Regions from separate parts of the Mus musculus genome. Here region 1 is linked to region 2. A link is a contact called in ENCODE Hi-C data. All regions are on one chromosome and are shown on one strand. Each heading gives the region's core, a stretch centred on a gene start or an enhancer-like site at or near the end of the contact. The rest is flanking DNA. Distances are from core to core; before and after follow the strand shown. Region 1 holds the start of Col1a1 (collagen, type I, alpha 1). Region 2 holds the start of Tmem92 (transmembrane protein 92).

The links. Hi-C counts contacts between places; a loop is a spot of excess contacts on that map.
Region 1: a loop to region 2 is called in a map of heart, with 22 times the contacts of the local background. The contact joins the promoter of Col1a1 here to the promoter of Tmem92 in region 2. A Hi-C loop is called at or near these places in 9 of 37 maps with a recorded cell type or tissue (heart and left cerebral cortex).

What each region holds. Positions count from the first base shown.
Region 1 is chr11:94,934,716-94,939,337 of GRCm38, reverse strand. It overlaps Col1a1 (collagen, type I, alpha 1), which reads right to left and starts at 3,114. Exons shown (of 51, transcript NM_007742.4): 1 at 2,894-3,114; 2 at 1,234-1,428; 3 at 1,080-1,111; 4 at 925-960; 5 at 733-834. The coding sequence starts at 2,969.
Region 2 is chr11:94,781,296-94,786,230 of GRCm38, reverse strand. Tmem92 (transmembrane protein 92) reads left to right here and starts at 3,528. Exons shown (of 5, transcript NM_001163172.1): 1 at 3,528-3,876. The coding sequence starts at 3,796.

The DNA of each region.
Region 1 (4,622 bases), core at 1,865-4,364, 150 kb before region 2:
AAGCCAGGAGGCATTAGCAGTAATGGGACAAACGGATGTAGGCTTCCGGAAGTAATTAACTCAGGGAGACAGCAATATAGCCTGTAAGATATTCCTGTACCAGACACCTCGACTGAATTTAATCTAACCAGACAATCCCAAACTACAGAAGAACCTATAAAATAACACCCTCTGCCCAACAGCCAGACTCTTCAAAACCTTCCCAAGTCAAGGATGACATAGAGTCTCAGAAACAGTCTACATTTGTGGGAACCAAAGGAATGAGACAATGGAATGCAATTGGCGGTCTTAGACAGGAAGGGGGCGGGAGAAATGCTATAAAGAACATTTTGGGAGGCATTGGTGAAATCTGCAAATGAGATTGCATATCAGGCAATATTAATCAGGCTAGATCAACATTAAATTTGGTGCTATGGTTCCATAGAATGCCCTTGCTCTTAGGAAATGCACTTAAGATCGTAAGTCACGGGCACGTTCTTGGCAACTTATGTCTCAAATGGTCCAGGACATACAGCGACATAGAGAACTGGGTGCCCAGAAAGTGGCAAAGCGGTTGTGTTGAAGAGTGTATAGAAGTTCTATTCTATTCTATTTTCTGTAAGTTTATAATTATTTTAAAATAGAAAACTATGTCTGACAAAACCAAAGCAAAGAAAAACAAACAAACAGACAGACAAACAAACAAACAAAACGGGAAGTCACACCCCTCTGGGGTCTCCAAGATCTACTTACTCCTCCAAGGCCAGGGGGTCCGGGGGGCCCAGGGGGACCAGGAGGACCAGGAAGTCCAGGCTGTCCAGGGATGCCATCTCGTCCAGGGGGGCCAACGGGTCCCTGCACCAAGAGACGGAGGGGGCTGCTATGAGCACAAATCAGAGCCACGCCCCCTCCAGTTTCCCAGCTCATTTAGAATACGATGCTTACCCTTGGGCCTTGGGGGCCAGGGTCTCCCTTGGGTCCCTGTGGGGTTGAGGATGAAGAAACAAAAGGCCGTTAAGAGAAGCAAAGAAAACTGCAGTTTATTGGAGGACAGTGGGGGTCGTGGACGGGTGGGAGGAAAGTAGGGAGCAGATTATTACCTCGACTCCTACATCTTCTGAGTTTGGTGATACTGGGGAGAAAAACGTTCAGTTAGAAGTAAATTTACTAAGGTACCTGGGGGTGTTATAGGCTTTCAAGACATAGGCGAGGGAGGGACTCCAACCTCCCTTAACCCTAGGACCAGAACCGTACCGTATTCTTCCGGGCAGAAAGCACAGCACTCGCCCTCCCGTCTTTGGGGGTTGGGACAGTCCAGTTCTTCATTGCATTGCACGTCATCGCACACAGCCGTGCCATTGTGGCAGATACAGATCAAGCATACCTCGGGTTTCCACGTCTCACCATTGGGGACCCTTAGGCCATTGTGTATGCAGCTGACTTCAGGGACTGAGCAAATGGGAAGAGACACAGGATGTGTGCGGGTCAGAGACCTTACCCCGGAGCACCAGGGATCCCAGCCTTACTCACTCTTTGCCCTGTCTAAGAGGCGCACGGAGACTTCCCACTTCCTGAATCTTTCCCCCCACTCCCTATATTCTTCCCTCAAATCCTTAAATGCAGGTCTGCTCCATATCGGCGACGTTCAGTGACAGCACCAGGGCGCCTGGCCAGGACTATAACGTCCCAGTTCTCAGGAATTTAAACAAAGCTCTAGACTGGGGTTTCTTCCAAACAACTTCAGCCCACGCGCGCGGGAACCAAATGAAATAAAAAAGCCTGCTGAAGGAGAGTAGGAGGGCTCCTACGCAGTAGGTGGGGGCTCGTGGGACGTGGTTTGCGCGGAGACAGGAGGCGGGGGTGGGAGGAGAGAAGGGGAAATTCAGCCCTGGTCCCACCTCCTTTCCCGGGGCAGGTGGGGCGGAATGGGCGGGGCTACAATGTGGAGGGGCTGATTTCAGTGGAGCCCTGTCCAGTGTAGTAAAATGTATCCCTAAAGTTAGATACATCCCAATTTCCAGCTCCCAGGAATCTTGAAAACTTGCTAACTAGACAAGCCGGGTCCTTCAAAGCCAGTAGTGCTTTGGAATCTCCTTAGCCAAAGAAGTCAAGTCTACAAATAGTAATGATGAGTTAACCACGCCCACCGCTCCAGGACCTGATCAAGGCAACCACTAGGTGGCGGGCAAAACTAAGCAATGCAGGGGCGGACCGACTTTTACTCGGCCTGGGTCACTTCTTTCAAAGACCAGAGCTACCCCATCCATCCCTGCTTTTATTTTCCTAGTCTGGAGATGAGGGTCCGCAATAACCCAGGTTTTCCTTCTCAGCCTGTGCGCTGTAAAGTGCTGTACCAGGACTCGTAGTGCTCTCGGCTGGCCAGCAGGAGGCACAGGGACCGCGCCCAGTCAAGTCCTAGCCAAACTTTCTCATCCAGCAACCCGCCCTCTCCGTGCGTCCCCTCCCCCCCCCCCGAGAGCCCAGCACCCCGGAGGCCCCAGCAACACTGTCTAGCCTGCAGAGAGGGCAAACAATCTTTCCTTATGAATCATCCCGCAGCCTTTTTGATAGCTTTTACATCTTGAGCTCCGAATCTCTATTCCAGAGGCCTTATTTCATTTTCGACGTACTCTGCCCCAACCCGTGTCCAGATTCCCACTTTTCCTGTTGTGCTACAGATGGGTGCTTGAAATTTCTTCCTGGGCCATCTCATGCAAGGCTCCACTTCTGAGAACTGCTCCCCCTCATCTGCTCAACAGGGTGACCTCTCTCATCCCGTTTCCTCTCCATCACCGTCCCATCCCTGCCTCTGGAGCAGCCCTGCACCTCCATTTAAGTCTTATCTGCTAGGACCCCTCTATACAGAACGCAATACCAAGAAGCTGTAGTAAACTCCCCAGAGTTTGGAACTTACTGTCTTCTTGGCCATGCGTCAGGAGGGCAGTGGCCCCTAAGAGGAGCAGGAGCCGGAGGTCCACAAAGCTGAACATGTCTAGACCCTAGACATGTAGACTCTTTGCGGCTGGGGTGGGGGGTTAGCTTCGGCTCATGCGTGGCCTCACTCCGCGTGCCTCCTGCTCCGTCCCGAGGAGAAACTCCCGTCTGCTCCGACGACTGGCCTGGGCCCCTTTTATACCATCTTGATGGAGAGCTGGGAGGAACCCTGCCTCTCGGAGAGGGGGAGCCAGCAGCCCGGCCCCCAGCCAATCAGAACTGCCTGGCCCGGCCCCCAATTTGGAACGAAGAGGGGGGAGGAGGGAAAGGAAGGGAAAGGAGTCCACCCAGCGCCCCCCCTCCCGCAACTCTGCCGCCCTTGCCCCCCAGATCTACATGGGCCAGAGGTGCTGTCACTGGAGTGTGGCTGGGCCCTCAGTATACTGAGTGTGGGTAGAGAATACCCCTTGTACTTTCTTTCTGGGACTTCAAATCAGAAGGATGTAGAACTGAGAATCTGAGTTGGGAAACACTACAAAGGGATCAGTGTCAGGAATAATTGGGAAAAGGTCCTCCTGGCCATGCCTAGTAATCTTTCAGGCATCCTGGGGAAGAACTAAGGAATAAGTTAGATTAATCTGATTAGAACCTATCAGCTAAGCAGATGTGCCTGTTGGAGGGAGGGGATCACCTCATGGTGTGGACCCAGGAATGGAGGGTAGGAATATTTGTGAACAGTTATACATCTCTTCACAGATACTAAGAGTCAGATATGTGGTGGTTTGAAAGGAAGGGGGTGCCTATCTGTTCTGCCATGCCAGACACACCTTTCTAATAAATAACAGCTCTGAGGCTGAGGCTTGGGGAGACCTTTGACATCCTTGTCCTTCCAGAAGAATGCTTATGCATTAAGTGATGAGCAGCAGTGTGGGCAGGGGGCTTTCTGGGTCCTCAAAGCTGGGGCCTGGGGCATGTTGTATAAATTCTTCTCTGACCTCCTCCATCCCAGCACTGGGATGTGAGTTTGTTGCAGGAAGCCTGTGACCAGGGATGTTTTAGAAAAAGGTCTTGTGTCAGCTGTGGCCACAGCCAGAGATTTGTTAGAGGCCCTCTTATGTAGCAATATCAATGCAGAATGAACAGGTAGAAGGTACTTGGCCATAGAGGGGTGTTCTCAAAGCTACAGAGAGCCCTCTTTTCTAATTGTACTTGGATGTGGTCTGGGGACACCTAGGTGAACTCAGTGTGTGGCAGAAACTTGTGTTTGGTAGCTGAGGGACTTTATTTAATGGTTTCTTCCCATGTCCTCACTTCTTTGCTGAAAATCTTGGCCATTGCTCCCCACCTCTGCCGTCAGGAAAGGGTCATCTGTAGTCCCCCAAGAACAGCAGCTTATATTTAAAGTTGTCGCTAAAAGACAGTGTCCGTTCTTCCCCGGTGCTCCCTGCACCCTGCAAAGGTGCTCTGTCCAATCTGCTTAGGAACTTCATCTTGTCAAACTGTGTGGGTGGTGTGGGAAGGCACTGGGGTCTCCTTGCAGGGCCCATAGACATCCTGTATCACTTCCCCCACCGGCTTCTTTAGAGCTGTAAACGTGGAAGCAGGGAGTCCCGCCTCCTCCAAACCATCCAAGATTCCATTGCTCCCCCCCCCCCCTTCACGCCCTCCCTGAGCTAGTTTTGTGCAACGAAGGCAAAGGGAAAAAAAAA
Region 2 (4,935 bases), core at 2,279-4,778:
TGAACTAAAGCCAAGTATTCACCCTGCATGGAAAAGGCCACAGCCCAGTGCTATTAGGTGTCATAGATACCAAGTAGTTTTAGTAGAATGTGGAGAAGCAAGGAATAGGATAAATTGCAGAGAGATGAAACAGGACACAGCCCAGCTCTTCCCATCCCCCCCCACCCCACTGGGTCTGCTAGGCAGATATAGGCAAGGTCTCCCTCCTCCAAACCTCAGCTGGGTTTTCCTCCAAGAGAGCTGAAGCCTGCCTGGCTGAGATGTAGTCACTTGGGCTATGTGTGGGGTCTCAGAACCTGCATGGTCATAATTGTGACTCAGCCCTCGTGTCCTCTGAGTTGGCTTTCCTGGCTTCTGGACTCCAGCTGCCTTCTCTGAGAAGCTGTGGGTGGCCAGCTGACCTCCAGTCCCTTAAAGCCAGACCCTATGAGGGACCACAGACAATGAACTCCTCCTACAGCAAAAAAGAGTAGATGTGCAGAAGGCACGGGGACTTTGTCACTCTTAGGAAACCCTGGCAAGAATTTGGTGTGGAATTCAGAGCAGCCATAGAGACTTCAGAAGTTCTCTGGATCTTTCTGCCTCTGCTTCCCAGCATGCAAGAGGATATCCATGCATGCATGCACATGCCACCCTCTCATGGCTAGCTCACTGGGTGGGATGGAGGTGCAGGCCTAGAGTGGGGCCCTTGTGTCTCTGAACAATGGCAGATCCTCTGCTGGTCAGTGGTGGAACACACCTTTGATCACAGCCCAGAGCTTCTCAGGTCAAGTCCCAGGTCCCTGTGCACACTTCGGCACTATCCAATGCTGCCACCTGGTGGCCATACTCTGACCGCCTGAGTCCTTCCATGAATCTCACCTGGCCTGCTGACACCTATTGAGGACTATTGGCTTTTGGCTACAGTGGACAAAGCCTTGATTTTTCTTCATTCAGAAAGGAATGGTACCACCATCACACCCCCAAAAGTTGTAAAATGAAGTGTATCAACATCCTGCCACACACACACAGACAAAGTTGGAAAACAGAGGTGACACTAATATCCCAGTACTGTGGGGGAATGCTGTGTCAAAGTTTTCCTTCCCCTGCTCAGGGTCTTTTCCTCCCCTCTTGGACAAAGCACAAATGGATGGCACCATTTATCTGACACACACCCCATTGTCCTTCTTGTGCCTTGGCCTGCCTTTCCCACAATCACAGCCTCCCTCCCCTTGCTGTCTATCTGGTGTCTGGAAAAGTTCAGCCCCCTCCAGTGGCGAGCTCATCTCTCAACGTTTATTCGTTTATTTTGATTTTTTTTTTTTTGAGACAGGGTTTCTCTGAGGAGCCTTGGTCATCCTGGAACTCACTCTGTAGACCAGGCTGGCCTTGAACTCAATGATCTGCCTGCTTCTGCCTTCCAAGATCTTGGATTAAAGCTATGTGTCACCACTGCTTGGCTTAAATTTAAATTTTTTATTTTAAATGGTATTTGGTATCAGATGGTGGAGGCACACACTTTTAATCCCAGTACTCTGGATGCAGAAGGAGGTGAATCTCTTGAGTTGAAGGCCAGCCTGGTTGGTCTACAGAGTGAGTTCCAGAACAGCCAGCGCTACACAGAGAAACCCTGTCTTGAAAAATTAACAAAAGATATTTTATTGCATTTATTCATTCATTCTCTCTCTATATATATGTATATATACATATATGTGTGTGTGTTTGTGTGTGTGTGTGTGTGTTTGCAGGCAAGTGCATGGAGTTGACTTTCTCCTTCCACTATGTGAAAGAATCCATGGGGTCCAGAAGGATCTACACAATCCAGAGATCAATTTCTGGATGTGGGAGCACAGGCCTTTAATCACTGTATTCAGGAGGCAGAGGCAGGGGGATCTCTGTGAGTTTGAGGATAGCCTGGTCTATGTAGTGAGTTCTAGGACATCCAGGGCTATGTAGAAAGACTTTGTCACAAAAACAAAACCAACAAAGAAAACGAAACATTAGTCAGATTTTCAGGCTTGGTGGATAGCACATTTACCTACAGAATAGCCTGGCTACCTTACTGGTTTGTTTTTGTTTAAGGTTTATTTATTTCATATTTATGTGTATGAATATTTATTACGTAGATGTATGTGTATCATATGCATGTCTGGTGCCATCAGAATTCAGAAGAGGGTATCATCTAGTGTTGTGCCAGGAAAATGTTAATGATCTCCAAAAACACACACAGGAGCCAATTTGATGCAACTCACAGCAGGGTCTTTATTCTATTCCAGCTAGCCTGGGACCCCCTCCCCCAACACACCACTGTCACAAAGGAAGGTTTTGGTGGTGGTGGGGAGCCCAAATGACTATAGGGCAAGGCTTTATAGTAAGCAGCCAGCAGGGGTAAGTGTGCAAGCACCTAACTGGCAAGCTGTGGCTTTTAACATAAATGGCTGGTGCTGGGAGTCAGATCATAAACTTCTGCTCCCCTCTGCATTGGTGGTCGTTAGGCAAGGGGTGGGCTTGTAACCTGGGGGTGCAGATTTCTTGGGGGAATGACCTGGAGACACTGGTCTTGTTGGGGGTGTATCTAGAAACTCTGCTCTTGGTGGGGATTAGTCTAGAGACTGGAGCTAGGCTCAGGTTTTTGGGGGGGCAACTTGGAAACTAATGTTAGATACCAGCCTGTTAGTCTACTTATGTTTAACCTTAGGTCCGGTTCTCTAAAATGGAGTCTGAATTTAAACGCTTTGCCATCCCACTAGAACTAGAGTTTCAGATACTTATGAGCCATCCTGTATATAGATGCTGGACACTGGATTCAGGTCCAAGGACAACTGCTCTATACCTCTGAGTCAACTTCCCAGACTCTTCAGCCTCCCCACCCCCACAGGGTTTCTCTGTGTAGTCTGGACTGTCCTGGAACTCTTGGTCAATAGACCAGGCTAGCCTCAGGGATGCATCTGTCTCTGTCTCCTGAATGCTGGAATTTAAAGGCTTGTACTGAATCTGGTAAGATGGCACAGTGGGTAAGAGCACTGACTGCTCTTCCGAAAGTCCTGACTTCAAATCCCAGCAACCACATGGTGGCTCACAACTACCTGTAATGAGGCCCTCTTCTATATTATAAATAAGTAAAGCTACAGTGTCTTTATTTATAATAATAAATAAATCTTCAGGCCTGCGTGAGCAGGGGAACTGAGCTAACAGGGCTGACCGGTGCAAGTTGAGGTCCTAAATTCAATTGCCAATATGAAGGCTCATAACCACCTGTATAGCTAAAGTGTACTCCTATACCTGAAGTAAATAAATAAATAAATAAATAAATAAATCATTTAAAAATTTTTTTCAAAAAAGACTTGTGATACCACCACAAGTGTTTTTGTTTTGTTTTGTTTTGTTTTTAAATTTAATCCAGGCTCTGGCCTGGATTAGATCTCACTAATTAGATCACACTAGCTTTGAACTCACAGAGATTTGCTTCCTCCCAGATGGGATTAAAGGCTGTGTCACCACACCCTGCTCTATCCTCTATTTAAGCACAGCCCAGCAGAGGGACTTCCACAGTGCTCTCCTCCATCCAACAAAGAAGGCTGCAAATCAACCTCTTCTAACCTCCCACCTCCCAGTTCCTCAAACTCAAGCAAGGCCAGCTCCTCTCCACTTCTCTTCCCTGAGCTCCTGTTCAGCTTGCAGCCCTGGTCCAGCCAACTCCAGTGTGTTAACTCTGGGCCTATCCTGAGGCTGGCCCCATAGGTGGAGAGAAGTGGAAAAGGTCCTGCCCTGTCACTCTGTCCTTACACTCTGAAGATCAGTGGACCCCTTGACAGGATGCTGGACACCTGGGTCTGGGGCACACTCACCTTGACCTTTGGCCTGCTTTCCAGTCTCCAAGGAGTAAGCTTCAATGAGGTAAGTGAGACTTCTATGACTTTTGGAGGACCCAAAGGGGCAGAGGCCTGCCTAGGAACCCAGTCCTCACCTTAACTTAAGCACCAGTTATTGGAAACTTCCTGTCAGTTGTGTTTGGGGAAAGGGTAGGTAGGGACCTCAAAGGGAGTCTCTAGGGAAACAAGGTCCCCTATCTTGGCAGTGCTGTGTTGCTACCTGGGAGCTGGCCCCCACCACAGCCCTGAATAGGATCAGTGACCCCCGTTTTAGTCTTGGCATGTCTTATTAAGCCCTGAGTCAGGCTGAGGAACCTGAGGTCTTGCTTGTCTGGGTTAGGGGTCTCTCCTTCCCTGTTCCTCCAAGGTTGGTGACCTTGGGTGTAGTTTATTGTCCCTCTCCTGGACTTATCTGTGTAACCGGAGAAGTGGAAGTTCTCACTTCTATGATTAGTTAAAAATTTGATCAGAGACTAGACCTGGCTGCCTGGCTGGGTGGTCTCATGCCTTGGTCCCGGGGTGAGGGGGGCTGGATTTGACCTCTCCTTCATATTCAAACTCTAATTGTCTTAGGTTGGCAGGTTTTCCTTAGAGGTGGTCAGGACCAGTCTTTGTTTAATACAATCTTTTTGTTAGTTTTGATTTTCAACACAAGGTTTCTGTAGCCCTGGCTATCCTAGAGCTCTGTAGTCCAGGCTGGCCTCAATTCAGATTAAATTTACAATCTTGGTTAAGAATCTGCCATGGCGGGCAGGCGTAAGTGAAATCCCAAGTCTGCTCCCCAGAACAGTGTCCCCTGGCTGTTGGGAACCTGTCGTTCTCCATCCAAGGCCATGCATGAGGGAACCCAGGATCAAGACACTTCCAGTCTGGGACCTCTGCATCTTTTGTTGACCCCTCTCTGCAGCCCCAAGTATAGACACTGTCAGTCCTCCCAATCAGATCTAATCAATCCATGTTTATTAAACCTCAGGCCCCCAACCATCCTGATCAGACCACCTGGTTAAGATGGGACAGGGAAGAATCCTGGTCCAGTTTATCAGACTTGTCTCTGTCAGCCTTTTTTTTTTTTTTTTTTTTTTTT